Regions from separate parts of the Homo sapiens genome. Here region 2 is linked to region 1. The links are chromatin contacts, found by Hi-C in ENCODE. All regions are on one chromosome and are shown on one strand. Each heading gives the region's core, a stretch centred on a gene start or an enhancer-like site at or near the end of the contact. The rest is flanking DNA. Distances are from core to core; before and after follow the strand shown.

The links. A loop is a pair of places that touch in the nucleus more often than their neighbours do. Pooled maps may share reads with other maps.
Region 2: a loop to region 1 is called in a map of mammary epithelial cell, with 22 times the contacts of the local background. The contact joins two enhancer-like sites. A Hi-C loop is called at or near these places in 3 of 168 maps with a recorded cell type or tissue (MCF 10A, PC-9 and mammary epithelial cell) and 3 of 50 pooled maps.

Annotation. Positions count from the first base shown.
Region 1 is chr6:187,632-191,517 of GRCh38, forward strand. It overlaps LINC03066 (long intergenic non-protein coding RNA 3066), which reads right to left. Exons shown (of 8, transcript NR_126020.1): 3 at 1,845-2,018; 4 at 105-275. It overlaps LIRIL2R (lincRNA regulator of IL2RA), which reads left to right. Exons shown (of 2, transcript XR_926349.3): 2 at 1-115. Among named protein-coding and RNA genes, the nearest start is that of LIRIL2R, 9.2 kb to the left of the region's middle. RefSeq lists an enhancer at 1,678-1,737. Within about 2 kb of position 2,185, at least 3 of the 41 ENCODE cell types and tissues checked have a DNase peak (open chromatin) inside an H3K27ac peak, as active enhancers do.
Region 2 is chr6:1,333,796-1,337,681 of GRCh38, forward strand. All of the region lies in intron 1 of FOXF2-DT (FOXF2 divergent transcript), which reads right to left. Among named protein-coding and RNA genes, the nearest start is that of FOXQ1, 24 kb to the left of the region's middle. Within about 2 kb of position 1,781, at least 9 of the 41 ENCODE cell types and tissues checked have a DNase peak (open chromatin) inside an H3K27ac peak, as active enhancers do.

The sequences.
Region 1 (3,886 bases), core at 935-3,434:
AGGAGCCTGCACACTAGTGGACAAATTGCTTGTTGAAACTGCTGGGTGTGCCTGTCCGTCAGACACCCGATTTTGCAAGACTGACTGTTTATTAAAAATCTCACTTTCGCTGTTCTCTGGGTCTCTGAGTCCATTCTTCGGGTTTGGATGGGTGAGTTTGTTTCTTACGCCTAGTGAGGGACTGGGCCAGGCAGTCTCTTGAGGTCCTCCCTCTGCTTCTCATAAGACATCTGTTGTATCTCTTCCTCTCCTCATCACACACTTCTGTGACTCCCCTTGAAAGACAAGAGCATGTTCAGTCCCCATCAGACATGGACAGTCAGTGCTTCCTTGCCCCGAATTTCTTCCCCTTGCCCTTGGCCACCCTAGACCCCTGGGCTTTCCCAGTAAGTCACACATCAAAACCTTCCTGCCATGTGTTTATAGGATTTTATATTTTGATTATGGAAGTTAAAAGTGTAGTGATCCAGTTAACATTTTATTTCTTCCAGAAAACTTAAGGCTTTAACTCTGTCAAAATATGTGCATTATGAAAGGTTCATATCCCCCAATATCTGCATCCTTAGAAATAAGAGCTTAGCCACTGTTGTATAGATTAACTTTGGCAGTGCCAGCCCTTTATTTGTATATGGAGCACAGGAGCCTGAATTAGCTGGCATTTTATTTCCTTACTAAGTCAATAAACACTTTTTTTTTTTTGAGACGGGGTCTCACTCTGTCGCCCAGGCTGGAGTGCAGTGGTGCGATCTCGGCTCACTGCAAGCTCCGCCTCCTGGGTTCACGCCATTCTCCTGCCTCAGCCTCCCGAGTAGCTGGGACTACAGGCACCTGCCACTGCGCCCGGCTACTTTTTTTTGTATGTTTTTTTTAGTAGAGATGGGGTTTCACCATATTAGCCAGGATGCTCTTGAACTCCTGACCTCATGATCCGCCCGCCTCGGCCTCCCAAAGTGCTGGGATTACAGGCGTGAGCCACCGCGCTGGGCCTAAACACTTATTTTTTAACACTATTGTCCCAGGCACTGTACTAGGTGCCAAGAAAACAAAAATGAACACAGAAAAAATATATACTCAAGTTATTCATGGTCTAGAGAAAAAGACAGACGTACGTGAATTCTTAGGCAATATGTGCCTGATACATCAACACACATAAGCGTGTGATAAACCACAGGGAGACTTGGGAAGGCTTCACGAAGGAGGGTGCCTGAGAGCTGAGGGCTCCATCCGAATTTCAGCCTCCAGGTGGTTCCCCGACTCCTTTCCCCACAGCTCTGGGCTGGAGTTGACAGATGGGTCGGTCAGCTAGCGTGGGCGAGACCATAGTCTCCACCTCACTGTCCAGTGGCCAGGGACCCGCTAGAGGGAGCCAGATGATTGTGGGAGAAGCAGGCCTTGCCACAGCCTCTTTGGTGTGGTGAGAAAATGTTTCTGTTTTAACAAAGTTGTACCCAACTCCTAAGCGTCACACATATAATCCTGCAGATCCGAATCCTACCAATCAGCAGGCACGGGTTCATCTCTACATCAGCTTCCCTTATTTGATGTACGGATGAACCCCACACTTGCTAATAGTACCTGAGTGTGGGCAACACTTCCAGATCTTTCCATAAAATTCAGCACAAGGGCCCTCATGGGTAAGGTGGCTTCCTCATTTGAATACAGATTCTCACATTGACATGGCCCTACCTCTGAGGATGACTTTTGAAGGACACAACAAGCCTCTGAGGCCTGTCACTGAATTCCTGTTATTTCAGAACACAGGGTTTTTGTGTGTGTCTTCTTCCTCCCCTGCCATGTTTCAGGGAAAGGGAATTCAACGTAAAGGGGCCCTTTGCAAAACATACCTTGCAGATGGACCCATCAGAACTGCCTAGGTCTTCCATTTGGGGGCCGGTTCCCAGGCTGACAGATCTGTGACTCTGTAAATGAGTAAGAACCTGAATGTGTCACAGAAAATTCTTCCTGGTCCATAGACTGAATGAAGCAAATGTGAGGTGTGGTTGATCATCATGAAGTTTCTAAGAGTAAAAGAGAGAAAGCAAAAAAGTACATCTTGTTCTCTTCAGCTCAGTGGCTGGATTTAAATTCAGTCTCCACATAAAACTTCAGAAACGGCCCCTGCCCTAGGACAATGGCCAAAATAACAAATAGCTGAAAATCTCCTTTCACTCTGAAGGCCAGTCCTTTCCCCCTGGGCAGCCCCCTCTCCTTCGGAGTGGGGAGGCAAACCTCCCGGTTGGACTGGAACTCCCGGGGCGTTCAACAGCAACGGGGCGGCCTGCTCCCACTTGCTTTGTCCCCAGGGTTTCAACCCTCTCAACAGTTTCTTCTCGTTGCTTCTGTGACTGTTTTTTTTGTTTTTTTTTCTGCCCTGTCCTACCTCTGTGACTGTTTTCTGCCACCTTTGTTAATCCTTCCCCTTGCCAGCTCCAATTTTAAGTGTCCCCTGAGACTGGTAACTCACTGCTTTGTGCCAGGAGGTTCCTTGGCTCCAATCAGGGGTTCCTGACAACTCCCACATTCCAAGCTGGACCCCTCCTCAGCAGGTCCCACCCCACACAAGCTCTCTTCTTCAAACCGGCTGGCTTCCCCAGCCCCTAGCCCTCTGAGGCCATCACCCTTTCATAGGCATCTGTGTGTGTTTGTCAGAGCTGTAAAGAACCACAAACCAGGGGGCCTAAGATCTCGGAAACTTTATACTTTCACGGTTCTGGAGGCAAGAAGTTTGCGAGCAAGGTGCTGGCGGAGTTGGAGCCTCTGAGGGCTTCTAGTGGTTTGCTAGCCATCTTTGTGTTTGCCATCTCTGCCTTCATCTTCACATGTTCTCCGTGTGTGTCCATGTCTCCAAATTTCTCCTTTCCGTAAGGACACCAGTCATATTGGATTAAGGCCCACCCTAACGCTTCATTTTTACTTGATTACTTCTGTAAAGACACTGTCTCCAAATAAGGTCACATTTTCAAGAACTGCTTTGAACTTCAACATAGAAACTTTCTTTTTCGAGGAAAAGAGAATCAGGATTCAACCCAGAACAACACCCAAGCAAGAAGCCTGAGACAGAGCTTTGTGTCTTCCTGCTCCCTAATGCCAGCCTTAGCCAAGCCTCCCTGTATCTCCCACGCCCACTCCCCAGCCTGCACCTTCACCTCCAGGGGGCCTCTGTCTACTGACCTGTCTTTCCCCAGCCAATCCTCTGCAAAGTGCTGCAGTCCCCAAACCATAAAGAACCAGTTTTGTTACATTGCTATGGTTGCTCAAGGACAGACATTGGCTCCCTAGCACTGTGGAAGGCAAGTCAGAAGCCTCTGCCTCCCCTGAACCCCTCCCGTCCTACCTGGGAGGGAACCACACTCAGGAGCTAGACAGTTCTCAGGAGCCTCATGGCAACTGCTCACATCTGAGTCCCAGCTGGAGTTCAACCTAAGTCTCCCTTCTTCAGTGACACCCTCCTGATGCTTAACTGTGCTTTCTTAGAGCTTTACCAGCGCTGCAACAGAGGCCTGATAGCTCTGTGCTTAGTGATTTTGCTGTCTCGTGCCTCGGGGCTGTGACTGGGCTTCCCTGTGTCCTGGTCCTCGCCCAGCACACGACTGAGATGGACAGGAGGTTAATACATGAGCGTTGAATCAGCGGAAGATCTGGGGACCAACTCAATGATTACAGAGTGAATGATGGTGCCAAGGCCAGGGCTCTGAACCCGCAGGGAACTTGCTCACTGTTTGTTTGTGTGGCTGCACCCTGCCTCCCCCTTCCTTGGGGGTCTGAGATGCCACAATCACCTTCTCTGGTTCACTAGAACAGAAAAGGGGCCCAGAAGCCCCCATGACATCACACACCCCCCTCATGCCCTGAGGCCCAAAGTTCTTTTCAGAGAAGTGTTGTGTTG
Region 2 (3,886 bases), core at 531-3,030, 1.1 Mb after region 1:
CACATGGAGTTGGTGAGGTTTTGAGGAAATAGGCAGTTCATATAATGTTGATAGGGTTGTAAATTGATATAACTTTTTCACAGGGCAATTTGGCAATATCTATTAAAATGTAAAATTTACATACCCTTTGACCCAGCAATTTCATTGCTAAGAATTCAGCCTAAGGGTTTGTTCTCTCATCTGTGCAAAGAGTGCAAGGGTACCAGGACACGTCTTGCTGTATTGTTTGTAATCTCCCCAAATGGGGGGAGAAAACTTGCTAATATCAATTTAAGAAACTGGTTAAATTCATTATGATACAAACCACACAATGGACTATTAAGCATGGGTGGATTCTTATGCTCTTGTGGAAAGGTTCTGAGATACACTGTTGAGTGAGGAGAAGTGTGCTGCGGACAATACATCGAGTGTGACCCCATTTGCAGTGAAGGTTAAATAGATATATATCCGTCTGTGTGAAAGTTTGCACGTGCAGAGGAAATTTTCAGAAAGATTTTAAGAAAGACTTAAATTGCAGTTACCTCTGTGTATCTGGTAAAGCTGGAGAGGTCTTTTATCTTTGGAAAAACATTTTATCTTTTACCTTACACTCTTGTATTCTACTTGGCAGAAGTCATTTTTATCATTAATGTGCATTACTTTACTATTAAGACAAACATAGTTTACTATTTGGGGAAGAATACAAAAGAGAAAAAGGAGGAGAAAACAAAGGAGGGAAGGAAAGCATAAAGGTTTAAAGGAGGGAGGAGGGAAGGAGAAAGGAAAGGAAAGGAAGAGAGAAGAAACCTCCTCATTCTTTTGAGTAGAAGGCCGTTACCTGTTTCAATGGAGACAGTTAGCAGCACATTTTAAAACTTAAGTAATTTTACCCAACTTCACAAACACTAACTTGTTGCTTCTTTTATAAATGAAAACAAGGAAGTCTCTAGGGTTGGTTTCGTCCACACTTTTTCTTAGGCTATATGCAAACCACCCTGGGATAAAGTCCTCACTGCACGTAAGCCAAGGGTGACTCCAGGGAGCCAGACGGCATTTCCTTCCATAATACACAAATTTGTATTTTGCCTGATGTTTTTGTCTCTGAGCCCAGATCCCACAGTGATAGGCGCCACAAAAGTACACAGACCAACAGAGGACGCGCCCTGATTTTGCAGAAGAGACCGATGCTTGGAGGTCAAGAGGCTGCCTGCCACGGATTCAGACTGGAAGCTTCGGCCGTCTGAGCAGATTAGAGCATCAGGCTTTGTCGCTAGTGCATGCAGGAGTTTTCACAGATAAAAATCTTTCTTTCTTCTCCTTAAGATTCTGGTAGCTAACCAGAAGCTACATGAATTTTTTTTTACTTACTTTTTAAGATTAAAATCATACATGAGGTCTCTTTTATAAGATAATGAGTATTGCAAAGGATTTTTTTTTTTAAAGAACTGGTTTTTAAAAATTGAGAGACTTTAACAAGGCTTGTATGTTTGTTTTTAAACTCCTTTTCTATGGTAAAGGAGGAAAGTTTAGGCCTACCACAGGACCAAGGCTTGCAGAAAGACAAAACTGTTCTGGAAGCAAATGGGACCCACTCCTTCACCTCCTTCCCCCGCCCTCCCTTTCCTCTCCTTGCCCCAAACTGAACTCTGCAACCATTACTGAAGCTTACAAAATATTCTGCTACTACTCGACAGTTTAAAAATTAACAAGCATGTAAAGCTACCGGGGGTAAAAGCCTGGAGCCTGTGGCAAGAAGCAAGCCCTGGCTGGATTCTGTAATTATTTCTTACGCAACTCCAGGTCGCAGTCACAGCTTTCCGAAGATTACACACTTCCAGCCGCTCAGCCCTGCTGGAGCAGGAGGGCCTGGCTCTGCCAGAGTTGTGTATGCCTCTCATAGCATCATAATTAGTCATTAAACAGCAGAACAAAGGGCCATTCTGACCAAGGTGGCACTACTGGATTCCTTTGCTTGCAGGAAAGGAGAAATTTCTTGCACGTTCTCCCCTGGAAGGATGTGAATGGGGTTGGGAAGGGAAGACCAAGATGTGGAGAGGGGTGGACCGAGAGTTAGTTGCAGAAGGCAGACTTCATGGGGATTTTCTGTCCCTGCTGCTGCGTTTCTTGTTTGTGTTGCTGCATAAACTCCACCAGACCAGCACGCTGTGACTGCCCTAGCCCGGCCCGATCAATGGGAAGGGACCTCTTGGAGGGCCTCTGTGCCTACGAGGTTTCCAGCCCTACCCCAGGCTTTTCCTTATTACCAAGATTGCTGCCCTCATGTTCACACATTTTATTTTTTATCAGAATTTTGCGAAATCAGAATTCTAAACTTCTGAGGCCCTAGATAGTTTTAATGAAGCATATACCTAGAACCTGAATATTCAGGGTAAAGTATTAGCCTTAAGTATAATCACGGCTAGCCCATGGATTCTGCAGATGAAGAAACTGAGGCCAGAAAGCCCAGTGGTGAGCTTTATTACAAACATTATGGGGGCTTCATGAAGGCACTTGGCTTTACTTTATTCTTGGAACTCAGAGCTAACCTCCCATGCTTTCTTTGTCTGCTCTATGAATTCAGTGTCTACCTGAAACCTCCACCCAACCTGTTTGTACACTTGGAAAACCCAACCTGGTGCATGGGCTGGGTGATAATCATGGCAACACTGCAGCCTGCAGGTAAGTGTGAAGATAACAGCAAGACAGCTGGAGAGTGCTACCTGCCAGCACACAGTCTCAACCCCTAAGAGGCAGCTGCGCCCAAGAGAGGAGGGATGTCAATGAAGGGTCACACCTTCAGTTTGGGCTGAAATGAGTGAGCTAAAGGAGTGGTTTGTTATTCAGAATTACATTTGCCAAAGTGTACTAGGGAAAAGAATTAATTTCCCACAGCATTGGTAAGAGGATTGGGTCTTTTTGCCTGGACTTTATAGAAGAGGTCAAGAAAGATGGAAAATGGCCCACGGAAACTGACTCGCCCACAGCGGCCTGCCCTGCTCAGCTGTGCCACTCAGTAACCACTAACAGCGACTCCAAGTTGACAAGAGAAAAACAGTCTTTTCACATTAATCTCATTTCCCTGTGTGAGAGTTTCACTAGACTACATCAGGGAAACACCACAGACACTGACTATCCAGTTCTAATACATCCGAAAATATCTTCAAGGATGGCATAGAGAAATGTAGGTTAGACAATTAAGTTACAGAGAAATTCCGTGGATTAATCAGTTGTAACCCAAAGGTGCCAGTTAATGGATTAACATCGACCTATAGGGACACATCAAAGAATTCTTTTCCACCATGTTTTCCAATGAACTGGATAGAAACACCTTCAGATCTCAGCTCAAATGTTACCACTTCCTTTGAGGTTTTCTCTAGCCACCCTATCTAAAATTGGGAAAAAAAAAAAAAAGTCCTCTCCTCTTTTATCTCTCTCTTCTGCTTTATCTTTCTCCTCGGCACTTGGCATTACTGAGTTTACCATATGTACCTATCTTTGTTTCATGTGTCTTTCACACTTGAATGAAAGCTCCAGGAAAATAGGGATTTCTTCCTGTTTTGTTCACCGCTGTATGCCCAGATCTTAGATTGGTGCCTGGTGGCTGGGCACCATGGCTCACACCTGTAATCCCAACACTTTGGGAGGCCGAGGCAGGTGGATCACCTGAGGTCAGGAGTTCAAGACCAGCCTGGCCAACATGGTGAAACCTCATCTCTACTAAAAATAAAAAATTAGCCAGGCATGGTGTCACTTGCCTGTAATCCCAGCTACTTGAGAGGCTGAGGCAGGAGAGTCTCTTGAACCTGGGAGACGGAGATTGCAGTGAGCCGGGATCGCACCACTGCGCTCCAGCCTGGGCGACAGAGCAAGGCTCCGTCTCAAAAAACAAAAACAACAACAAAAAAAA